2 separate regions of the Mus musculus genome follow, and region 1 is linked to region 2. The links are chromatin contacts, found by Hi-C or POLR2A ChIA-PET in ENCODE. All regions are on one chromosome and are shown on one strand. The core of a region is the stretch at or near the end of the contact, and the rest is flanking DNA. Distances in the headings are between cores, read along the strand shown.

The links. Hi-C counts contacts between places; a loop is a spot of excess contacts on that map. ChIA-PET counts read pairs that join two places held with the same protein, here RNA polymerase II (POLR2A).
Region 1: a loop to region 2 is called in a map of heart, with 4 times the contacts of the local background. The contact joins the promoter of Hipk2 here to the promoter of Luc7l2 in region 2. A Hi-C loop is called at or near these places in 1 of 37 maps with a recorded cell type or tissue (heart). POLR2A ChIA-PET finds 5 or more read pairs at or near these places in 2 of 5 experiments (Patski and embryonic stem cell).

What each region holds. Positions count from the first base shown.
Region 1 is chr6:38,872,745-38,879,200 of GRCm38, forward strand. It overlaps Hipk2 (homeodomain interacting protein kinase 2), which reads right to left and starts at 3,446. Exons shown (of 15, transcript NM_010433.2): 1 at 3,055-3,446. The coding sequence starts at 3,073. It also overlaps a transcript of Tbxas1 not described here.
Region 2 is chr6:38,548,963-38,554,858 of GRCm38, forward strand. Luc7l2 (LUC7-like 2 (S. cerevisiae)) reads left to right here and starts at 2,372. Exons shown (of 10, transcript NM_138680.3): 1 at 2,372-2,946. The coding sequence starts at 2,886.

The sequences.
Region 1 (6,456 bases), core at 2,196-4,695, 320 kb after region 2:
GCTCCGTTTGCATCTTGGTGGCCAGGTGTCTTCGGGTCCATCTGATGAGGGACTTCAGCATGCCAGTGTTTACAAGTCTGAATGTGAAAGGTTCTTTGGTTTCCTCCACACTGATCAACAAGCCACGTCTCAGGCAAGTGAGGCATAGTTAACTTGGAATTTAGGTCTCTCTAGTTGGGAATCCAGAGTTACAGACCCCTGTGACTGACTTTTGCACTACATGCTGAAAAAGCCTTGGTAAGCAAGTTGATGGAGAAATATAATCACAAGGCAAATGTTTAACCTTCTAAGAAAATATCCCCCTTTATTACAAGAAGTTTAACTTGATCAGTATCAAGCCACTGAAAACTAATGTGATATTTATAAGCCGACTCTTAAAGACAGTACTGGAAGACTGTTACACTTTGCCACTTATTAATCCCTATTATCAAATATGCTTTGTTTCAAAAACAGCACACCTGTCTAGATTTCTACATTCCAGCCTTCACTCGGAATCTGAGTCACACTCCATTTGAGAAATTCCAGCTAGAAAGTCTCATGTGTAATTAGACCTCTGAGAAGAATCATGTGGAACTATTAGGAGGAGAAATCCCTCTTTTGGAGAAGTCTATTAAAAAAAAAAGTCCTGTTCATTTATGACCACACACACACACCCCACAGTCCCTGGGTTCTGGTGGAAATATGATAAAAGTCAGGTTCACTGAGTCCACAGATTGTCACTGGGGGTCAAGGGAGAGGTCAGTGTAGTGTTGGCCATACTCTGCACTGTGAGTGAGCATGGGCACTGGAAGCATAGGCCTTGACTACGGAGGTCATTTCTCTGTCTCATAGCATGCCTAACAGTCTCTCTCAAAAAGACCAGACAGGCCTGAGCTCTGGGCTGAGTAACTCTGGGTTGGTGGGGAAGAAGTGCTGAGCAAGAGGAGGAAAAGAATTCTAGAGATGTAAGAGATGCTCCCAAAGAAGAAAAAAAGCTACAAACAAAAGAACAATTAAGAGAACCCACAGACAAGGCCCAAGGAAACCCAGGATGGAAAGGAGGTGACAAATTAGGTTGCCTGGGATAGAGGAGGGCTGGAAAGTAAAACTCCAAGCAGAGAGAGACCTCTGAACCCCACAGTCCCACAGTGTAACACTTTACACACCTGTAATTGCTTTTCCGACACAATCACTAAAAGAACAATGTCCTAGGACCAACTGTGCTGGGTCTTACTTAGCCCCGGGGGCTAGCCTACATTCCTCATGGATTTCAAATGAAATCAACATAATCAATGAAGTTCCCAGGGTGGCTTTGTTCAAGGTTGACAAAATACATCCCGACCCACCTCCCCAGCTTCCTGGAAGAGGAATTTTTATTCCTCTATTACAGTTGTGAATTCAATGCCAAGTTCTTTCTAAAATGCTCACCCGGAGTGTCCAGCAGAGGGAGTCTCAAGGAGGTACTTAATAAAGAGAAAACTGTTTCATTTTAACACTCTAGACAGTGGGAGCTTTGACTGCAGCCCCCCTCCCCTAGACACAGATGAACAATGAATGCCCGACATGGGTTCTCCTACATGTTCACGTCCCCACTGGCATGTTTCTAGTCTACGTGGTGGAGTGATCCGAAATTTTGTTTTGTTGTGTGGAACGGTTAAATAGACCTTGTGTTCTTCGGAATCAAAGAGGAAAGCCCCTGGAATAACATTTCTCTGTTGCTTTCTAAACAGCCCCTTTGTTTCTAAGAGACTCTGGAAAAAATATTTACAGTCCATAGGTTATTTACAGCCTTGTTATTCAGAGCCTGAATGGTAAGAGAGTCCATGCAGAAACCTAATTCATTTAGAGCCCTGGTACTAATAACAGATTTTCTTTTCAGATAAGTTTTTTTTTTTTTTTTAAATCAGCCTCTCCTAACAGAGATAAAACTATTAATGAGATCCCTGTTTCACTCGGCCCAACAGTTCCCTGGGTTTATAGGATTACAATCTCCCCTAGCCCCTCCTCTTGGTTCCTGGCAAACCCGTTTCCCTCTCATTTGCGATTTCATACACAGAATATCTGAACAAAACCGAAAGAAAGCCAGATGGACCCACGCTAAAAGTATGTAAAGGGCTGCTATTTCAATGATTTCACGAGAGAAACATTTTCACGACGAAATAACTGAAAAAATCTGGCACACTTTGGTTGAAAAATACCCGGTACTACAAGCACACAAAACCCCATAGAAGAGTAAAAACTTAGTTGATTCCGGCTTGATTTTCTCGCTGCAAGCTGACGGAACTGACTGAAGAGAACCGAAAGAGTGCGCGAGGCAGCTGTATCGCCTTACCTTTTCTTTCTTCTAAAGACAGTCAAATGGGAAAAAAATCAGCCAACGCCAGGTGAAGGTGCACAGCACCGATCTACCCAGGCCGAGCCAGAAAACCTTCTTTCGCACCCCCTTCCCCGCCCCCCCCAAAAAGCCAAACTACATTCTCCCTTCCACACGCCAACTGCGGGGAGATTTTGAGCCTATTTCATTGTTCTGCCTGGGTCTGAAATGGACTTTTCATCTCAACCCTCTCTCATCGCTTGGCCCCTTTCAATCGGATTCCACAGCCACCACCACCACCACCACCCCCCAAAAATCGGAGGCTCGGGAAGAATAAAGGAGTGTGGGGTGGGAGTGGAGATGTTTGGAAAAGGGAGCAGAGAGGACGGACAAGTAGAAAGGAGATCGTTTAAAGGTAATGGGGGAGGACCGCATCACCTTCATTTATCACAAATAAACAGAAAGCAGTCACGGATCCGTCTTTTCCCACACGCCGCCCCCATTTCTTTTCTTTGGGCAGCAGCCCACCGGCACACACCCCCCAGCCGCCTTCTCTGCCCTGGAAATAAGATCCTGCTCCAGGCCGGCTCCGGTCCCGTCTGGACCCAGGATGGGGGCACCGGGGAAGGTCGCGAGCCCCCAGGACCAGGGCCCGGGGCTGCGGCCGGGGGCTGCCGGGCGAGGGGCCGCGGGCAGAACAAAGCTACGGGGGCCGCGGCTGGCCGAGCGAGCGGGGGGATCGCGGGCCGGGTGCCCCTTACCTTCGTACACGGGGGCCATCGGGGCCGGGGTGTCCGCGGTTCATGGCAACGGAGAAGGGAACGCGGCGCGCGAGCTCGGCCCCCTCAGCCTCAGTGGGAATCTGCCATCTTGAGCCTGTGTCTCCGCTCTCGGCGCAGCCCAGGCCGCCAGCGCCCGCATCACCGCCTCACTTGGCCGGCGCCGGGGGAGGGGGCCGGGCGGGCGCGTCGCCGCCGCCGCCGCCGCCGCCGTAGCCGCGGCCCGGGCCCTGCGCGGGGGGCTCGGCCGGCCCGGGGCGGCTAAGGCGCCGAGGCCAAGGGCCGGGCGGGTCCGCGAGGGCGGGAGCCGGGGCGGGCTGCGGCGGCCAGGGCCCGGGCCGGAGCTCAGCTCCGCATGGCTGTGAGGCGGGGGCGCCGGCAAAAGTTGCCCGTGAGGAGCAGGGGGAGGGGGCGGGGGCGGGGCGGCGCGGCCGGGCGCGAGCGGGCGGGCGGGCAAGCGCGAGCGAACGAGCCGGGAAGAGCCCCAGGGAGTCCGCGCGCAATCGAGCGCCGATGGCACGGATGCGAGGCGGGGAGGGCCGAGCCGAAGGGCAGAGCGGGGCGTCGGCGGGGGCCGAGCGCGGCCCGAGGGGAGCCGAGCGGCCGTGCGAGCGGGGCTGGGCGAGAGCGCGGTGCGCTGGCCCGCAGCCGCCGACCGGAGCTCCGCGGTGGAGGCGGCCACAACTTTGTGTGTGCGTGCTTGGGAGTGCGCGCGTGGGTGTGCGCGCGCCGGCCGACCGGGCCGGGGAGCGCGAGCGGCTGCTGCCGACAGCAGTCCCGCTGCCGGGCAAAGTGTCTTCACCCCAGCGCGTGCGGGCTCCGTTCTAGCCGACACGCGGGGGAAATGACTGGAGGGAGTGGGCGCGTAGTCCTCCCGGGAGAATGTCGGGGGAGCTCCCTGAACTGCTCGGGGAAAACGCAACGTCAGGATGGACGCCTGATCCCGATGTTTGGAGAGCCCTCTCCTCCATCATCCGGGTGGGAGGGTCCCACCTAGTGGCTCCAGGGTTTTGCTTTTTTTCTGCTCACTCGGGCCGGAGCGAAACGTTCTCTAAACTCTCCTAGCCTGGATCTCTGCCCTGATTTGCCTCTCCAGCTCGCTTCTGGACGTCTGCACGGGACGCCCTGCCTTTTGCCTCCAACTTACGAAAACTTGTTGAGTCCTGATATATGAATAGTTCATAAAAGAAATTAAGTGGGTGACAACAAAGCTTCTGAAAAGCCAACAAAATATTAGTATCCAGCAAAAAATATTTTGTCTCATAAACCCTTTATTTTCAGGTATGAATACTGGACACCTGATGTAAATTGTATTTCCTACCTGTAAATCATAGGTCCAAAACAGTTTAGAAGCTACCTTGAGGGTGGGGATGTAATATGATGACCTCTAACTCTGGAGAACTTTCTTTAAAACAAGCCCATTGTTTTCTTTTCTTTTTAAGACCATTGTTTTCTCACTATCTTTCCAGCTTCTGTATCCCGTGCCCATCCACCACCCAAAAATAAAAAAACAACCTAGCTCCTGCACACACGTGGCTGGTTTTGTTACTGGAAAATAAGTTTCACTTCATCTTGGGATGGTCCTTGACGGCGATCTTCTTTGCCTCAATATTTCATATTACATTACACTAGTGCTTTCCTTACTCTAATGTTCTTCACGTTGTAGACTCCTAGGCGACCATTGGTAAGGGGAACCTCAGAGATCATCTAGGCCTGCCTTGCCGTTTTGCAGTCCAAGAAGCCCACAACAGTAAAGGATATTATCCAATGATACAAAGTATTGGACCTTAACTTTAGATCTTTAGGCCCCTACGATCTTCCTTCACACTCTTCACTTGTCCCTTTCTATCCCCTTGTAATCCTTAACTGGTTTCCCTAGATTTGTTCATGGCCGGTTGCTCCTAAATACTGCTGCTCTCTCAAATGGAGTGGTTCTGGCCACTCCATGCTCCTACTTCTATCTTCTAAAGACTCACCTTCATCTAGTGCTAAGTCTCTTAGTTCCTTGGCTTTTAGTCAAGACAGACAGGTTCCAACTTACCTCTCCTAGGACATGATTTCAACAAATCACTGCCTCTCCAGCCCGACTGGTTTACCTGTGGTCCTCTGCCAACCTTGCTCATCTATGCCTTTGCCCAAAATGTCACATTCCCACAAGTGGTGTCTTCTCTCTTTAAAGAATTCCTACCTCCCTGCAGGTTGGCTCATTTCCTCCATAAAACAACCTAAATAATGTGAAGAAGACAAACCTGAGTTCAAACCCTAGTTCTCCCACTTGGCAAGTGTATGAACATGGTCTCCTTGTCTGACCTCACTGAACCTTGGTTTCTACATCTTAATTATAATAAGAATATTAATATGAATATACGCTCCCCTGCACTCATCAGTTTCTACCCCGCCTTTACTACATAGATATGCAATTGCTTGTTGCTTCCTCTGCCTCTTTCCATGCTGGTCAACAGAACTCTCTCCATTCACTTGTGGCACTGAACTTATGATGAAATGCAGCTAGTGCCTGAGGAACTAAACATTAATTCTAATAGGCACGGGTGGCTAGTGGCTACCATACTGGGCAGTGTATCTCTAACTATAAGCTCAATGAGGGCAGAAACCACACAGGTCTTACTTAACATGTTATCCCTAGCAACTATTCATTGCCTGGTGTATGTAGGCAATGGGTGGTAATGATAACTTATTGTGTCCTCACCTGTATCAGCACAGTGATTAGGAACTTGACTTTAAACAAACAAACAAACAAACAAACAAAGTGTTTCATACACTTCTCACCACTGCTTCTGAGATTAGATTCAAGAGAATTTGTTTAAATAGTAGGGGTTCAAGAAGAGGTAATGATTACTATTCCAAAGCCCTACTGATTTTCATCCTTTCTTTCCCTAGGATGATCCTCCTTTCGGTGTAAATCTTCTACCCCACCTGTACTGGCAGCTCCTTGGGGCAAGTTTCCCATCAGGCTTGCTAGGATAGCCTTCACCTCACTATTTGCCCCGGCTAGTAATGGCCTCTAACTCCATCCAAGATGCTGGTGCACAGCAGATAATCTGGGTAGTCTTAGTCTCTGTTATTCTCTGGAATGCCTCCCAGATAGACAGACACACATGTGTGCATGTGCAAGCATGCACGCAGGCACACACACTATGCAATAAAATGAAAGTGGCTTGTGTTATCTGAAAACATCTTGATGTTCCTTCCCATAGGAAAGCAGACACTGTGGGCAAAGAAATGGAGTCTCAAGAAAGAAAAGCACCTCCTTTTTAGGCCACTGTGACCAGAGCTGTCCCTTATGGATGCAAAACTTCAGTTGAGGAAACAAACAAACAAACAACAGCTGAGCTAGCATTTTTGGTATCAAATAGATGGGAAAAC
Region 2 (5,896 bases), core at 1,122-3,621:
CAGTTATGTGACGGGGAAAGAAAGCAATGCAATTTTTGAACTATATTCAAGTTAATTAGGCTAATGTGTTTTGTAAGGTTTGTTTTGTTTCCCTTCTCTTCCTTCTGAGTATTGGGGATTGGAACCAGGACCTTACCAGCACTAAAGAAGTGATCTACCACTAACCTATATCCTTTTCCTTTTGTTTCCATTCTGAAACAATCTCTGAGTTTCAGGCCAGCTTGGTCTACAGTCAGTTCCAATCCAGTCACAGTTACACGGTGAGAACCTGTCTCAAACAAACAAAATCCACAAACACTTCAACCTAATTACTCAGCATTTTTGTGTACTTTTCTAAGAATGTGTTTCTCATGATAATACTGCATACAGGGTAATAGCGAATCTCTTTAGAACATAGTTTGCAGTTTTCTATTTATATCAATTTCCTTTTTTAAAAAAACATTTTTATGTATTTGATTGTTTTATCTCAATGTATGTGTATATATGTGCTTGGTGTCTTAAAGAAAATATCAATTCTGACATTGGAGTTCGAGGGTTGTGAGCAGTCGAAAGGGTGATGGGATCCAAAGACTTTTAACTTCTAAGACTCTCCAGCTCCCATTGTACAACAATTTTCAAAGGATCTCTGCAAGTAGTTGTTTGGAATTGTTTAGAATTTAGTTTTTGAACCAGACATTGTGGCACATGCCTAAATCTAGAGTAGCTGAGGTAGGATGACAAGTTTCCGGGCAGTTAGAGCTACACAGTTTAAGGAATAAATCATTTGGTCCTTTGTTAGTGTGAGCTGCAATTAGCTAAAGCTGGTTATGGAATCACGGATAAATAGGAGACACTAGGCCCTATGATCCCTACTTGGCAGCTGGCTGCTTGTTTAGGCCCTTGCTATTGATCCTAGGGTTGAAATGTAGCAGGCAGTCGTCTATACAGCTGGGCTCACAAATGGAAGAGGAGCAGGTGCCCACCTTGGGCTTCAAGCACTTCACTGGGTAATATTTGTGTCTTGAACCAGAAGGCTGAGGAATTTGGAGAGAGGGTAATGTTAAAAATTGGGAAGAAGCTGGGTGTGGTGGCGCACGCCTTTAATCCCAGCACTTGGGAGGCAGAGGCAGGTGGATTTCTGAGTTCGAGGCCAGCCTGGTCTACAGAGTGAGTTCCAGGCTACACAGAGAAACCCTGTCTCGAAAAAACCAAAAGTTGGGAAGAAAAAGTGGAGAGAGACGACATGTAATTAAAAAAACAAACAAAAACCCAAACAACAACTAAACAGTTTTATGCTAAGTTGGCAGCTCAGTTTGTCTTTTGTGTCAGGGTGATGCCTAACTTCTGCAGAGGTGAAAAATGTCTCCATTCCTAACCTATGCTGAGTCTCCGGTATTCTCACTTTTTAAGGCTATTTTTCTCATAACATTGACACCCTGTCTCAAAAACAGTACTCTGAATAATTGTGTTTTTTTTTTTTTTTGGCAAGTTGCTGACTAGATAACGTAATTTGCATCGGCTCAGTGCCTAGTTAAACCTTGGAATTGTGATGATTCTTTCATATGATTTTAATATGAAGCTGGCGCTAGTTTGAAGTTTTAGTTCCTCAATGCATGGGCAATTATAATGAAACGGCAAAAAATATCCATAATTTCCCAGTTATTATCTAAAGTTGCGACGTTTCAGCTTAAAAGACTCGCCAGTTTTTTTTTCCTTTTCGAAAACCGGTAAGCAGCCGTGGCCTAAGTATTTCCCGTTGGCTCACTCTGGCCTCAGCCCCACCAGCCTTGAGATTAAGAAATCAACTACGGTTGGAAGGTCGCAGTCAGCAGGGCGTGGGAGTGCAGGGCGACAGTCAGCCAAGAACCCCACGGAAACGCTGCTCTGCATTATGGCCTGTCCCAAGCTCTCACTTTGCCCAGCTCCGAATTCAGACTAGCAGCTTCCAGCTGTCCTAAACGTAGCAGAAGGGGTCGGGAGGCCTGATTTCCACTGTGTTGATTTCGCGGTTTGTTTGCTTTTTCTTTTTCCTGAACCTGACATGTCCCGAACTCGGGCACTGATGAGGGGCAGTGGCCTGAGGATAAGGTTAGGTGTCCTCCGCTCGGGCTCGGGGCTCCCACGGGCTTGCGATTCCGCCAGCATCCGTCGGGAAAGCACTAACCCTGAGAACTTCTGTCGCACTACTTACTGCGACTCGCTCTAAGCTCGGCACTGGCTAATTTGCGGCTGGACGCCAGGGCGGCAAACAGCAAAGGCCTAAGTGACCTGCTGCTTAGACGCCCGGGGCCGAAGAGGCTTCGGAGTAGGCTAAAAAAAAAAAAAAAAAAAAAAAAAAAAAGAGCATCATTCTCGCGAGACTCAGCCTCCGAGAGGGGCGGGGTGAGCAGACGTGAACGCGCTCGGGAGCCGTTAGGGTGGGACCCTTCGTAGGAGGGGCAGGGCGGAGCGCAGCGACGTGGATGGCGATTGGCCGAACCCCCACGGGAAACGACTAGGCGCGAGCTGCGTGCGCGCTCCCGTCGCGGCGGCTGCGAGCCGCGTCAGAGCTCGCTTGCTGGGGGGGGGGGTTGACGGCTTCTGGCGGGTGTTGGTGTCGGGAGGAGGCGAGAGTCGGCTTAGCCTGTGTCGCGTCTGTCTCAGGAACCGGACGGAGAGTGAGGGCACCAGGGCTCACTCTCTAGGGGGGCTGCCATTTTCCGCGTTCACGCCGTCGTGAGGAGCGCAGCCCGGACTCTCCACGACCCCTCCGACTCCCTACTCGCGGGCCTCGAGGCCGCGGCGGCCACCGAGACAGCGCCGCACCTCCCCCACCCCTTCCCCTCGTCCCCCGCCCGCCAGGGCCCGGCCGGTGCCCCACCCCCGCCTGCCTGCCCGCCCGACCGCCCGCCCGCTACGCCGCCGCCATGTCGGCGCAGGCCCAGATGCGCGCTATGCTGGACCAGTTAATGGGCACCTCTCGGGACGGTAAGTCGCTGCCAGAGCCCTGGGGGTGGGGGAGGGGCCGTGCCTGGGGAGGGGGAGGCCTCCGAGGGAGCACTTGGGCGCGCGCGTGCGGCCGAGTAAGGGGTTCCCAGATTGGTAGCGCGAGGTCCCCCCCGTCTCTCTTCCAGTCCAATCAGGGCTTGGCAGGCGGTCTTGGGGGCGGTGACCGTGCGGATTGGCGGGAACTGCTGCCAATGCGGCGAGGCGGGGCCTGGGAGCAGAAAGGGGAGTTTGTGCCTTTTGCTGTTGACTTGGCGGGGTTGGGAGAGCCCAAGTCTGTCTTGGAGTAGTGGGGCGGTCAGTTTGACTATTGATCAGGGACCGGCGGGGCGCTCAGGTCTCCACCCCCAGCTCCAGCTCCTTTCCTCTGGGCTTTCGGATCACCCCTCGCCGCCGTCCTCTAGAGTGTGGAGAGAAACATCCCCTCCCTCCCTGGTCTTAACGAAACCACTACTAACCCCCAGTTCCAGGGACGCTTCGTCGAGCCCTTACAGAATCAACTTTTTTTTTTCGTGTGTGTGGAAAATCTGACCCAAACCATGGTTTCTTAAAGTGGGTGTGTTTGGCCCCATTTTGTAGAAGTGTTTAGGCCTATTTTTTTTTCCCACCGAGAGACCTCCATTTTGTTAGACCACGTATTAGAGACTTCAGTAAATATTGGCAAATTTTACCTGTGCTGAAAACAGAATCATTTTGGATATTTGATGCCCACTGAATTAGAATTGAAGGAAAGGGCTTTTAAAAATACAGTTAGATTAGAATCCTTAGAAAGAGTTATTTACGTGTTTGTTTCTAAAAATGATGAAATGTTGCTTTTGGGGGATAATTAACAATGTACTTTCAAATTAAAGTTCAGCACTTTCTTAAAAAAAAAAAAAAACAAGTCCAAATCCTGACTTGTAAAAACTCGTTTAGGCAAGTTTTTTAGCGATTTAAATGCTTTTTTTTTTTTTTTTTTTTTTTTTTTGGACAAGTTTGGCTTACAAGAAAAGACGTACATAAATTTAGCTTAATTGTAAATCCTGTTGAATTTTCTTGAGTTCTTTGCGGAAAATATGGGAGAAGATAGAACCTATTTCAAATCTTTTTTAGCAATACTTAATACAGCTTTCAGTGTAAGGTTAAGTCCTAATAAAAACCCACTGGAAATTTTTCTTAAAGATAGATACAGGTGGATAACAGATTTATTGTATAGAGAGGAGGGAAAAAATGGAAAGAAAATAAGATTTATTTGTGAGTAGTAAGTAATCCCTTGAAAGTTAAGTAATTAAAAACACCACTGGAATAACCTAACCTTTCATGCTTGGGTAAGAATGTTTATAATTGCAGCATGTCTTAACTTTCTTCCTTCTCCATCATAAGTGAGGATATTTAGAAGGGGCTTCATACAGGAACTTAACAGTTCAATATTTGTAATAACATTTTAGAAATCTTAAAGGCTTACCTTATGTAATCTTTAAATATGAATTGATGCCATTATTGGTAACTTCTGCATAGATAGGATTTCCTTATGTATTTTACTGGGAGGTTAGTTGGATCAAGGTAACTATGACCTGACAATTTACTTTTCTTTTTTTTTTCCCTGTGTAGTCCTGGCTGACCTGGAACTCACTCTGTAGACCAGGCTGGCCTGGAACTCAGAAATCCTCTTGCCTCTGCCTCCCAAGTGCTGGGATTAAAGGCATGCCCGGCTGACAATTTTCTGATAGCAGCCCCCCTCTAGTATTACAAAACTGAACTGTTAAATATGTAGTATATCTGTAAATTTCTCTTTGTAGTCCCAGAATGAAGCTGGATTCTTAAAGTTTAATTATTTTTTTACTTAAATTTATATTCCTGTGTCTGTCCCTGAATATTTTTTAATCCTTCAGACCTATTGAACTTAAAAATAAACACATATTTATGAGTAAACAATAGTATTTGGTTGAAGTGATTTGATTTTCAGTGCTGTATTGATTCAGAAGAAGCATCAATTTTGCCTTTGTAGAACGCTAAGGCAGGAGAATTTCAGTGAGTTCAAGGCTACCCTAGGTTACATAGTTCCAGGCTAGCCTGAGTTAAGGCAAGACCCTGCCTCAAGCAAAAACATTAGAAAAGAACTACTTTTATGGAAAAGTGGGAAAAAAAGGAGTGAATGTTAGTCAGGTGTAGTGCAGTGAGATCCCATAGCTCAAGAAAACAAAAAGAAAGCTTTTTTAAGGTACCGTATTAGTTCTTTCATATATTTGACATAACATAGTACATTTCCTTGTTATTTAATGAAATTTTAATTGAGGACCTTGAAATAAAATCAGAATTACCTTTTTTTGTGTACCATAAACAAAATTAGACAAGGATAAGGGACATAGGTACATCACTGAGAAGCACCATGTCATTTGGACCACATAATGGAAAACCTCGTGTTATACACATGGGACAGCTTACCAAAAATACTGTGTGTTTGGCTTTAAGAGGTGGAATTGGGAACCCAGAAAGTGGGGGAGAGATGGAAAAGGTAGGTAAGGGTGGGTATTTAAAGTAGCTTTGTTTTTTGTTTATCCTTGCAGACAACTATAAAACAGCCAAGACTTTTGGATAGTGGTGCTTTAGATGGCATTTATCCCCTTAACAGTATCATATTTGTGAAGGAATCTGGAACAGTAAAGGAATCTGGGACTCTGGGAAGATGTTGCTCCCCCTTTCCTAATATTCCCCACCCACACTTTTCTGAAAAGAGCTTTTAATTCCTTTTTAAATTACTTGGAGACTTAAATCTGTTGGTTAAGTGTATCATCGATTACTTAAATCAGCTAATCACTTAAGTGACTTAAATCTCACTAGAATCCTTAGGAATAGGCATTGTGGTGGTAGTAAAATAGACAACTTGGATTACTGGGCACTTCAGGAAAGGATAGTCCATGATGTGTGTGGGGGTTGCTTTGGACAGTCAGAA